2 separate regions of the Mus musculus genome follow, and region 1 is linked to region 2. A link is a contact called in ENCODE Hi-C or POLR2A ChIA-PET data. All regions are on one chromosome and are shown on one strand. Each heading gives the region's core, a stretch centred on a gene start or an enhancer-like site at or near the end of the contact. The rest is flanking DNA. Distances are from core to core; before and after follow the strand shown.

Region 1 (6,089 bases), core at 707-3,206, 750 kb before region 2:
ATTCATGCTACTTCACAGCATCTGATTGTAGGAAGGGTTTTATAGCTTCTTGGAGAGAGCACCAAGAGATACCTATCCTAATCCTGAGAAATCTATATTTATGTTACTGCTGAGCAGTGGGCACAAATAGAATGCTCCAGTTTTCTAACAATGGAAGTCACTGGTTGGCAGCAGCCGCTTCCCTCCACGGATCACAGAGGCCCTAGGTAGGTGCAGGCCTCCAGGAGCTCAGAGGCCTGGTGAAATGACTAGGCCAGCAGCCTCCCTTGCCCTTGGCCGACTGGCGGCGGGGCAGGCTGCTCTCTGGTCTTCGCTGCTGAGAGGTTTTTCACAGCCTGTCGCTGTCTTCGTCCGGACAAGACCCGGCAAGGAACTGGGCTTATTTATTCGCTTCGGGTAGGAATTGGTGGCCGCGTCCAAGTCAGGCGCCTTTCACTAAGTCGGGGGACATAGTCTCCAAGCCCAATAGCTGAAGCCCACCATCTTCTCAGGGGAGGAGACTAGAAAGGTTCAAAGTCCCCCAAACTCAGCACCACTGGACTCTCTAGAAGGCGCCGTTTTGCTGCAAAGGTCTGCGTTTACATTCTAAACCTAGATTTAAACATTGAGGACTATCTGGCCACAGGAAACGGAGGAAACAAACTCTGGCAGTAGGTTTGAAAGCTAGTTCTGGGACAGCGTTGGGAAATATTTAGATAGCAGATTAAAAACTGGGTCTGGGCTCAATAGTGTGTGAATATTTTCACACATAACAGATACATTTCCATTAAATAAGTAGGGAGCCAACAGTCAGAAAACATATAATTAAATAGGCCTTGCTGAGAGTCTGATTTTGTTCAAAGTCTGCCAAGGGAAAAGAGACACAGAAACGAAGTGAGGGTTTTTGGTGAGTCTTGAATCCCACTCAGAGGGAAGACTTGTGCCCAGAAGTGCCAAGACCTTGAAAACAGCAGAATTTGGGACCTATTTGGCCTTGGCAAACTAGCACAGAGTCTCTTGTGGGAACCACTTAGTCCTTTCAGGCCAAATTCAGATGACCTTCCTAGGTGTGTTAGTGTCGTGTTTTTCCTGTTCAACCCAACTCCGAACTCTGGTTGTCAGGTCTCCTTCTAAAGAGAAGTTCCACTTTAGACACGTGCCTTTGGACTGCTCCAGTCTCCTGAGTCTAGACAGACCGCCTGGGCCTGCCTGGCCTTTCACTGTGCGCCCTTCTGTGTCACCCCAGGAACAATTTATTGGTCTAAAGCAGTCTAATTTCGCCTCTTTGATCTCCTAGCCTTCTTTTGGTTTGCTTCATCTTCTTTTAGCTATTTTAGAATTTTATTTCTCTCTTAGAAGACACTGTTATTTCGATTTCTACCCCCTCCCTGTTTCACCTCTTCTGTTTCCCATCCTGGTCCACCATAAAGTGGATCCCGGATATTGCCGCCTTAGGGTCCTTATGCTCCAGGGGAGATAGCCCAGCTCCCACCTGCCCTCCTCCCCACCAAAACCTGAGCCCTTTACTAGGTAGGAGCTGGGGTTCGTTCCAGCGGGATTTGAACATCCCTCTGTCTTTTGTGCTTCCAAGACCCCCCTGAGAGGATGCGGTAAACGGGGGTGGGGTAGGTGGAGGCAGCCTGGACCCACTGAAAGTGATAAGAAAGTGCTTTGTACACCAGGAACCAAACTCTATAATTTAGAGGAGAATTTCCGGGGCAATTCCATTGTGAAGTCGGGTTTATGATGTGCAATCGAGCTGAGCAGTAAAAGGTCGCCAGTCTTCCAGCATGGCCTGAGCAGTTTATGAGGCGTTTAGGGGAAGGGTTCACCCAAATATCCTCCAGAGAGCGTTGGGCAGCAGAGCCTTCACCCGACCTATCATTGCAGGGGGAGGGGGTCTGAAGCCCAGCAAGGTAAGCCCCCAGGGTGGGCTACTATTTGGGAGAGAACGAGGCTGTGCTTAGCAAGCACACAGTGCTTAGAAAGGTGAAGCCGCGGGATCTGGGTGGCCCCTAGAAAGGGCTCCCTTATTCGCTTTTATTGTCTCCTAAAGAACTGGGGTTCCACAATGAGCTACAGCACCCAGGTCCTGAGATTACCTCTCCTGTCTCTAATCCAGCTCTAAAACTGTTACCGGCCCACAGGGTGGAAGGCTTGCTTGCCTGAGAGCCGCCAGGAGTGTATGACGGATGTGTTTTAAAATTTGTGGAGCCGAGTTTCTCCCAAACTGAATGAGGATACCCCAGTTTTTTGTCATCTAGGGGGTAACTAGGGGTTGTGGCAAGGACAAAGCGGGTGTTGAGCTATCTCTGGAGTTGCTGCCAGCCAGCCAGGTGCCCAGGAGCAAATGCAGAGAAACTGCCAGGGCCGCAGTGTCCGGGAGGAGAAAAGGAATCCCATGTTAGTATATCTGTTGGCAAATGAGGCTCATTAATAGATAAATATTTCACTGCTTCCTTTAGGGCAGATAAACAGTGCGCCGCCGATTAAAGAAAGGAAGCTGAGAGACGTTGACTTTATTCGAACCACATGGTTCCAGTTTGTGGCAGCGGTCTCTCCGCTCGGCTAGAGGAGACACCGCGCCTGCGGTGTTGGCGCTGGAGCATCAAATCAGGTCTTAAAGGTTTCCCTGCTTATAGAGAGAGGTGGGCAAAGAGTGGATTTCCCTCTCTAGACCATCTTTGGGCGGACAGGTTACAGAGACCCTGGGTCTTGGACCCTCAGAGAGGGCCCGAACAGGGGGAATCCACACAGTGGATCTGGGGTTCAGGAATAGGTATGAGGTTGTCGGGGGAGGGGGCGAGATCCCTGCCTCCAGGCTTCGGCGGCTGGGACGGGGCTCTGGCGGAGCCTAGGGGTCTGATTGCGTCGGGCGCCCTGGCAGCCCGGTGCAGGCAGGCCGCGTCTGTGAGCCTCTTCCCCTTCCATTCTAGGAGGCAGGCGGCCCGTGGCGCGGGACCACCTGTGAGGGCTGCTGAGATTGGCGGAGGCGGTCATGTGGGCGGTCACGTGCCGCGGCGAGCTCCGTCCAAAAGAAAATGGGGTTTGGTGTAAATCTGGGGGTGTAATGTTATCATATATCACGCTACCTCGTAAAACCGACACTGAAAGCTGCCGGACAACAAATCACAGGTCAAAATTATGAGTTCTTCGTATTATGTGAACGCGCTTTTTAGCAAATATACGGCGGGGGCTTCTCTCTTCCAAAATGCCGAGCCGACTTCTTGCTCCTTTGCACCCAACTCGCAGAGAAGCGGCTACGGGCCGGGCGCCGGCGCCTTCGCCTCCACTGTGCCGGGCTTATACAATGTCAACAGCCCCCTCTATCAGAGCCCCTTCGCGTCCGGCTATGGCCTGGGAGCCGACGCCTACAACCTGCCCTGCGCCTCCTACGACCAAAACATCCCCGGGCTCTGCAGTGACCTCGCCAAAGGCGCCTGCGACAAGGCGGACGAGGGCGTGCTTCACGGCCCGGCCGAAGCCAGTTTCCGCATCTACCCCTGGATGCGCAGTTCAGGTAGGCTCAGTGGTCGGCGGGGTCGGCGAGCGGGAGGAGCGGAGGGGCGGGAGCAGGGCGCGGGGGGCTGAGAGAGCCCAGCCCGGCGGCTTCCAGCCGGCGGCCCCGCAAGTCCCCGTGGCGCTGCCTTTCTGGTTTTAATTAGAGCTGAGGCGCCATAGCGTGGAGAGACCCGTAGCATTGTATGTAAATGAGGCTCATAAAACTTTTTATGGCCCAATTAATGGGTTCGATCCTCGTAAATTTATTTAACTCCATTTGCCTTGGAATTTTTACAATAAGTTTCTCCGCTATTCTCATTCTCATATTCTCTCTCTTTCTCCCCCCCCTCTCCCCCTTCTTCCCTTCCCTCTCTTTTTCTCTCCCTCAGTCTTTCTTTCTATCCCCCTCTTTTCTGTCCTCTATCTCTTTCTTGACTCCAGCTCTCTCTCCCCTCCTTCCCTTCTTTCGGCCTGGCTTTCTTTCTCAAAGGCAAGGAGAATTGAGACCTCCGGGATCCCTCACTCATCACTGTACCAGAGGCCATTTCCAGAACGGGGCTGAAGCCAATGGGACAGAGGGTGGGAAAGTCACAGGAAGGTCTTGTGGATGGGGCTGCTGATGAGGGTCGCCCACTAGCAAGGCTGGGGAGCAGCCAGGCTCGCCTTTGAATGGCAAAAGCGCAGAGTCCCCCACTTGCCACACTCTATATTGACAATTTCCCTTTGTCAGGGGGAAGCAGGACATTGTGGAAACGTAGCCGGCTGGAAAGGCCAGTTGTAAAGTTGGAATTCTGCCCTAAGGCTTCTCACAGATGTTCTTGCTTGTCTGGCCCTGGGGCCTTCCGCTCACAATTTCCCTCCCCCAGCTCAATTGAGGGTGATGAGGGTTGCACCTGGATTTGGGCAAGGTGGAAGGTGCAGGTTCTTGGGCTGCTGGCCTGACTAAAGCACTCTTCTGTCCACATCCTAGTCTGCTTGTCTGTTTTGTCTATCTATATGTCCAAATTTCTGTTCCTAGGACCCGACAGGAAGCGGGGACGCCAGACCTACACGCGCTACCAGACGCTGGAACTGGAGAAGGAATTCCATTTCAACCGCTACCTGACGCGGCGCCGCCGCATCGAGATCGCTCACGCGCTCTGCCTCACTGAGCGCCAGATCAAGATCTGGTTCCAGAATCGGCGCATGAAGTGGAAGAAAGAGCATAAAGATGAGAGCCAGGCTCCCACTGCAGCCCCGGAAGACGCGGTGCCCTCCGTTTCCACAGCTGCTGACAAGGCGGACGAGGAGGAAGAGGAGGAAGAGGAGGAAGAAGAGGAGGAAGAGGAGTAAAGGGCCAGGCACAGGACCCTGGCTGCACAGGACAGTTGGAAAAGCGTCTTTAAGAGACTCATTGATTTTAGTTACAAAAATGGGGGGAAATAAAGTGTAAAAAAAAAAAAGAAAGAAAGAAAGAAAAAAGAAAGAGAAAAAAGAAAGGGAAAGAAAAAAAGAGGGAATCAGTTCCTACCCTCATTCCATTCAATCACCCACTTTAGCTCCCAGGGAAATTAGGTCACCTTGGGGACCCTCTCTGCCTCTGAGGAACCCAGTAGATACCCACAACCCTGGGCCAGTGTTGTGCGCAGGCACAGCCAAAATACTACCTAGCACAGGCCTCTTTGAGAGGCACTCCCAAACTACCTATGGGCCCAGCCCCAGTGGGCCACCATTCCTAAGAAGCCTCCTTCATGTCCCAACACTGGCAGACACCCAGCACCTGCCCCACCCCCATCACACACCCGGCCAATACCTGCAAACCATGATCAATACTACCTACTACTAGCCCTAAACTACCTATTGTGTGCTGGCTAGCTCACCTGCTTCTCGGTGCCCATCCCTCCCAGGCTGGACCTTGATGCTTCTAACTGATAGTCTTTGGGGTCACCAAGGCTTCACTGACAAGGCAATGAGGTTCAGGGACCAGGGTATTGGCTTCTATTTAAATTGAAAAATAATATATTTATTCCAAAGCATACCAAGTGCTGTAACCTAGAATCCCTCTTTCTCTGGCTTTGACACAAGGTCAGGGCCATTAACCCTACTTCAGGAGGGGAGCATTCCCGAGCTGGCTGCCATCCTCTGGAATAGCTCTGGGTTTTGTTTTTGTGGGACTAAGGAGATGTTCCCAGACTCACTGTCCTCTCCCCCTTGCTTTTGTGTCCTACTGTTCAGCCATGTCAAATATGTATACCCTGACTTTTCCTACAAGGACAAATACTGTATATTTGAACCAGATTTTTTTTGTGTTGTTGTCATTTCTATAATCTTGGAGCTCATTTGTAAAGGAATGTCTTGACTTTGGAAGGATGTTTTAATGGGGTGACTTTGTAGCATGGTGTGTTGTATTGAACTAATTCTGTAGTGGGTGGGGGAAGTCCAGCACCCACCGGGGCCATCATCTCCCTTGTCTCCTCATGTCCCGTCCCACCCCCCAGCCTGGGGTTCAGAGAAGGCACGCTTCCCAGCCCAGCTACCTGTGTTTTATGTAACAATAAAGATGCTTGGTGACAAAGAAACACGGACTGCTTTATCCAGAGGGTCTTGTGCAAGGGGAAGTGGCCATAGCT
Region 2 (6,315 bases), core at 819-3,318:
TCCTTCAGTTAAGATTCTTATGTTCTAGGTTTTCACAAACTTACCAATGTAGTTTTATTGGAGGCCATTTTTTAAATTTAATCGGAGACTTGAAGAGCTATTGCAAGAAAAAAAATGTAGGACAGTTAAAATTTCATGACACACAAAAGGCAGCTACAAGTTTTGTGTGGATTTCAACATGTAAATTTCGGGTAAAAATGCAGGAAAACAGTTGAGTTCCCGTGTTATTAGTATGTTACTAATAATTTCAGTATGTTAGTGAAAATAATCTTACTAAAACACTGGTACCTCAGACAACTTTACATGGTGAGGATTGTTACTTTCCCAATCCATATAGAATTTTAACAATTTTAGTGTTTATTTTGGATGAAAGGAAATGACTATCTTTTGTTAGCAAATTACCATAAGATCTTTTTCTTTAGATTTCTGAATACTCCAAGGAGCTCATATAATTCCATCCTTATTTTTTCAGAGGCCCTCCCTGTTCAATCACGGTATAAAAAAAGGAACACATTAAGATGTCCCAGTCCTATTTTCTGGCTTTTTTTTTCCGGGGGTGGTGGTGCGGTAATCACTCTCTATAGTCCAGTCTGGGCTTCAACGCCTGGCAATCCCCAGCCTCAAGCTCCCAAGTACTGTCCTGATAAGGATAGAAGGAGTCGACCTCCTTCACGCTCCCCTCCGAGGAGGGCTCCTTCCCAGCTCCATTCCCCGGTCGGGAGCCCGTCCCCCACCCGAGAGCGCGGGCCTCGTGGTCAGCGCCTCCGCGGGGAGAAACAAAGGCGGCGGCGGGGGCTCAAGGGCACTGCGCCACGGGCCCGCGCCTCCCCCATCCGGCGGCGGCCACGTAGCCGGGAGCGCGCCGCAGCCCGGAGCCTCGGGCCTCGCAGCTGCAGAGCCTGAACCGCTCTCTCCCTGCGGGCCTGCGACGAGGCTGGGGGAGGGGAGGCCCGCGCTTTGTCTGGAGTCTCGGTAGCTGTCATCCGGCTCCCACCCTCATGCACAATTGTCCCATCTCCCCCACGCACCGGCGCGGCGCCCGCCTCAGCGAGGCCCCAGCCGGTTTCCCGCAGCCCGCGGCCCACGGGGCTCGCAGCCTCCCCGCAAGCTCGGACGCACGGAGCATCCTAAACCCCACCACACGCAAGATCGAAAAAAAGCAAAGGCACGAACTTCACCGCTCCGATGCTCAGGGCCGCGGATCCTGCAGAGTCTCCCGCCTGCGCGCTTCGGTTCAGCCACATCCGAGGGGAGGGGGCGCGGGCAGCTCCGCCGGGGGGGAGGGGGAGCACCGCCCACGCCCTGGCCGCGCGGGGCCCGCCGGGAACGCGTCCTGCGGGGGGCGGCGCGCGCAATGCTCACCGTCCGCGGCGTGGCGCCCAGGGGGTCTCCTGGCTGGGGGGAGGGGGGGGAAGGCGGGCAGGAAGGACCGCGGAGGCCTCTCTGCGTCTCGGAGCGCGCCAAAGCGGGGCTCCACCCACCTCCTTGCCCGGATCTTGAAGGCCGGGGAGATAAACAGCGGGGTTCTTTAAGCACCACCTCTCACTAGGCGCGGGATCCCAAGGCTTGTGGCATCCGGGGTGGTACTTGGACTAAAAGTCCTTCTGGGAGGGACCGAGTGAGAACCCCTTTGGGACGTGTAGAAATATTTGTGTGGTTCGAGAATATTTGTGCGGACGGGCTTGGCAAAGGCGTAGCTGCAGAGAGCACGCTTGGGTGGAGAGGGCCGCACGCCCCAGCGCCGGCCTAAGCCCCTCCCGACGGCGTTATTTCAAACTGCGCGACCGTTTCTCCGCTCCCTACGCGGAGGTGGGGGCCGGACCTAGTTCCGGACGTAGTAACACGCCGAGCGCGAGCCTTCCGCAATTCACGGAACACAGTTGCGCAAGTGATGTAAAGCAGTCCCGCTGTACCTAAAGGGGGAGTGTCACGTACTTGGCGTAAGGAGAGTGTAGGCCCTTCCCGCCATTGGCGGCGGTTAGGGCGTTTACGTAACGGCGTGACGTAAGCGGAGACGCGTTAGTGGGGGGAAGGTTCTAGAAAAGCGGCGGTCTCGGCTCCAGCGGCAGTAGCAGCGGCGCCGGTCCCGTGTGCAGGAGCTCCTTTGCGGCCCAGTTTCTTGGCCATCGCCTGCTCTCCCCACAGCGCCAGGACGAGTCCCGTGCGCGTCCGTCCGCGGAGGTCTTTCTCATCTCGCTCGGCTGCGGGAAATCGGGCTGAAGCGACTGAGTCCGCGATGGAGGTAACGGGTTTGAAATCAATGAGTTATTAAAAATGGCATGGCGAGGCCGTAGGCACCGCAATGGAAACCGGCCACCCGCCTCCGTGGTCCGGCGGAGGGGATGCGGCCACTCGAGTGGCGGTTGGCCTTGGCGAGTTTCTGAGGGGTCGTTGGAGGAGGCCTCTGATTGTCCGACCGCCTTCCCCGCCCTCAGCCGCCCGGCGCCATTTCCCTCAGTTGGGGTGGGGGATGGGAAGTGCCCGCCGCGACCGGGCTGGACCGCTAAAGTAGCGCGTGAGCGGGCCATCGCTGGCCTTTCGATGTGCGCGGGCCTAGGGGCTCGGTTGTGTTCGCGGCGGAACGTTTCTGGGGCCCCCCCGGCTTCCCGGAGCGAGTCTGCGAAGCTTCCCCTCCCCCCTCTCCCGGGAACCGGATTTGGCGGCCGCCATTTTCCCGTCTCCTTCCTCGCCACGATTTTGCTTTCAACGCTTTAGGTTTACTAGTTTGGTTTTCTTTTTTCACCACTGCGTAGACGTGTTTAGCGATTTTCCTTTCTTTTGGAAGTCTTCATACCGTTTCGAGGTGGATTTAGCGTTTTGAGCTTGGGTCTTCAGCGTCCTGCGCACCTCGCTAAAGGCTCTCTGCCTTCCCCTCGACGAAATGGCGCCATTGCTTTCTGAAGCCACCGAGGCGCGGGGTGGGGGCGGGGTGGCGGCGCTCCACGAGCTTTACTGGAACAGGCAGAGAGAACGTAGTACAACCGAGGCCTGGGCGGGTGGCTGAAGGCAGCGTCGCTGCAAAGAGACCGTTTTATTTTTCATAATACGTAAGATTACGGGTGCTGTAGTAAAGCACTTGAGCATTAGTATAGTAGGAGGAAGTCAAAGTGGAAAAAATGGGAGCGCTCATCAGGAAGCTAGGGAGGCTATGTTGAGTGCAGGGTTACTTTCCTTTTATTGCAGAACTTTTATCTGCTTAAAGGATCCTCGGATCGAAATAATTCAAATTATAAGCATTTTTAAGGGAATCTTCGAATTTGTTGGTAAAGTCAACGGATCCTTAGCACGTGGTGTTCACTTTAAGGAAGTGAAATAGCTGACTTTTCATAGTTAGCCTTCGCTTAAAGCCTGGTTCAGTGGACGAAAATCCACGTCCTGGCTATATAAAAACTTAGTTTGGGGTCACAGTGTTTGAGCGTGGTCATTCGGTTTTTTTATTTTTTATTTGTTTGAAATTATGATGCATCATTACACTGATAAGCATTAGCTTTCGAATTGAAAGGGGTCTCCTTGGTTATTTTCTTTGACTCTAAGCACACTTATAAATAAAATAACCTTGTTTATAATCGATAGTGGACGTCTGGTAAGTTTGGAAAAAACCCGAGGTAAGTAAAGAGCTTTTGCTTTCGTTAGTGATATGAAAAAACAAGGTGTATTTAATACTTGCAACTTAGTTTAAGGAAAGCCAATTTACTGACATTTTAGTAGAGCTACCAGAAACACTATTTGGAGTCCTGATTAAGGCTTTTGTAACTATTTTGACTATTTAAAACAATTTTGGTCGTTTTTATTAAACATTTCAAAACCTAAAAATTGTAAACATTGGCTTTTTGAGCACATTTTGGAGAAACTTACAAATTTAGGCTATACAGTAAAATAACGGATTTGTTTTATAATTTTGCTTTTTCATTTCGTTGTGCAGTCATAGGTCCTGGATAGTATGACCTAATTTATGAACATCTTGATAAGTTTTTGTACTTAGCTATTGGAAAGCCAGTATTAAGTGCCTGACAAAACCAGATTTAAGGTGATATCTGGAGTTTCAGCATTCTTCATGGAGCTTGTTTCAGAGTTGCAGGATTTTTTTTTTTCATCTTGAGATACTTACAATTAACACCAGAGGGGGCAGCTCAGGGAAAAGCAAATATGCCACTTTTCAGAAACTGAATCTTGGAAGTGGTGAATTTGGAAACAGGTTTTTTAAATTTTTTTTAAATCTAAAAAGTAGTAAATTTTGGACTTGGGTTGTAGAATTTAATGAATTACAAAAGAATTCTTTAATACCCTTTAAATGACCTAAGAGCTGGGTATGGTTTTTCTGAATTTTTTTGAAGAAAATCTAAGAAAGTTTACGTGAATTAGAAGTTAGATCGAATATTAGTGACTTTGAAACTTGTATAGCTCAGGCAATTTTTGGTGTAACACAACTAATATGCAGTTTAACATATGGTTTAAATTTGATGTAAGTTTTTTTTCTCCCCCCCAGAAAACTTTAGAAACTGTTCCTTTGGAGAGGAAAAAGGTACTCTACCAGCAGGTCACCTCATATTTAAGAATTTAATTTCCTGCATACAAAGAAAGTGTAAATAAAAATTGAAATGGTATTTCCCTTTGCAGAGAGAAAAGGAACAGTTCCGAAAGCTCTTTATTGGTGGCTTAAGCTTTGAAACCACAGAAGAAAGTTTGAGAAACTACTATGAGCAATGGGGAAAGCTCACAGACTGTGTGGTACGTACGTTAACTCTGAAAGTCTGGCTGTATGTTTGGGTGTGAATACTAGGGAATACCAGTATCAATACATTCTAATTTATATTGCTACCTAATGCCGGGAAATTAAATGCTTATCTTTTGGATTTAAAGGTTATGCGGGATCCTGCAAGCAAAAGATCAAGAGGATTTGGCTTTGTAACTTTCTCATCCATGGCCGAGGTTGACGCTGCCATGGCTGCAAGGCCCCATTCCATTGATGGCAGGGTAGTTGAGCCAAAACGTGCTGTAGCAAGAGAGGTAAGGAAAACCCAAACACATTGATCTCCTTTCTTGTACTGTTTTTTTTTTTTTTTGTTTTGTTTTTTTTTGGGTACATGTTATTCCAAGACCAACCTCTTAAAACCTATTATCTGGAGGAATTCGTCCTAAGATGTACAAATACAAGTTAGATGTAATCAAGGTTTTTTTCTGTCAGGATAACTTTGTAATTATTGCAGGAGTCTGGAAAACCAGGAGCCCATGTGACTGTGAAGAAGCTGTTTGTTGGTGGAATTAAGGAAGATACTGAGGAACACCACCTTAGAGATTACTTTGAAGAGTATGGAAAAATTGATACTATTGAAATAATTACCGATAGGCAGTCTGGAAAGAAAAGAGGCTTTGGCTTTGTTACTTTTGATGACCATGATCCTGTGGATAAAATTGTCTGTAAGTGTCTGTTCATGAGGTGTGCTTTGTATAAAAAAATGTTGCTTACATTATAGGAATTGCTTACTGTTGGTATTGTTTTTATTCCAGTGCAAAAATATCACACCATAAATGGTCACAATGCAGAAGTTAGAAAGGCATTGTCTAGACAAGAAATGCAGGAAGTCCAAAGTTCTAGGAGTGGAAGAGGAGGTAATGTTATTTATTTATGTGTGTATGTATGTATATGTGATTGTCTTGTTCTTGCTGCTAATTAGATTACTATGTTCTAGGAAACTTTGGTTTTGGGGATTCTCGTGGTGGCGGTGGCAATTTTGGACCAGGACCAGGAAGCAACTTTAGGGGGGGATCTGGTAAGTTTGTTTCTTAAGGGTGTGATTGCATTTTGAATAGAATGTCTTCAGTGAGATAAATTTTGCAGTTAGCCTGTAGTGTGTAGTGCGAGAAAGAAAGGAGACCCTGTGCTCAGACAAGGTTAAGATGTTGCCCTCTGACCACCATCATGTAAACTGATTCATGTAGTGTACTCATGCTTTGTCAACACACCAATAAGGTTAAAATTTTTTAAAGCAGTTCTAAACTGCTGGATGTTGTTAGCATAGGCCTGAGCTCTCAGCATTCTGGAAATGGACAGAGAGTATGGGATATATATAAGTAAGACACTTTCAAAAAGAGCCAAAAGAAATAGCAGGGTCCTAAAGGCTCACAGGAATCAGCTACGTGTACACACATTGGAAATTATGAGGAAATTATGACCTGAATATAGGTTACACATGATGAGCATATATAGTGCTTAGCATGCACTTAGCCCAAGGATGAATCCGAAAACCAGACAAGATAACCTGCAACTTTAGTAGTAATTGGTAACAAGCTGCAGGATGATTAAAGAAAAAGGTC

What was found. Hi-C counts contacts between places; a loop is a spot of excess contacts on that map. ChIA-PET counts read pairs that join two places held with the same protein, here RNA polymerase II (POLR2A).
Region 1: a loop to region 2 is called in a map of gastrocnemius, with 6 times the contacts of the local background. The contact joins the promoter of Hoxa7 here to the promoter of Hnrnpa2b1 in region 2. A Hi-C loop is called at or near these places in 3 of 37 maps with a recorded cell type or tissue (Patski and gastrocnemius). POLR2A ChIA-PET finds 5 or more read pairs at or near these places in 1 of 5 experiments (Patski).

What each region holds. Positions count from the first base shown.
Region 1 is chr6:52,214,440-52,220,528 of GRCm38, reverse strand. Hoxa7 (homeobox A7) reads left to right here and starts at 1,956. Exons shown (of 2, transcript NM_010455.2): 1 at 1,956-3,499; 2 at 4,499-4,906. The coding sequence starts at 3,124. The coding sequence ends at 4,812. It overlaps Mira (mistral long non-coding RNA), which reads left to right and starts at 5,241. Exons shown (of 1, transcript NR_045199.1): 1 at 5,241-6,038.
Region 2 is chr6:51,465,598-51,471,912 of GRCm38, reverse strand. It overlaps Hnrnpa2b1 (heterogeneous nuclear ribonucleoprotein A2/B1), which reads left to right and starts at 2,068. Exons shown (of 12, transcript NM_001374745.1): 1 at 2,068-2,242; 2 at 4,487-4,522; 3 at 4,618-4,728; 4 at 4,861-5,007; 5 at 5,208-5,418; 6 at 5,509-5,610; 7 at 5,691-5,771. The coding sequence starts at 2,237. Cbx3 (chromobox 3) reads right to left here and starts at 1,297. Exons shown (of 6, transcript NM_007624.4): 1 at 1,174-1,297; 2 at 45-97. The coding sequence starts at 68.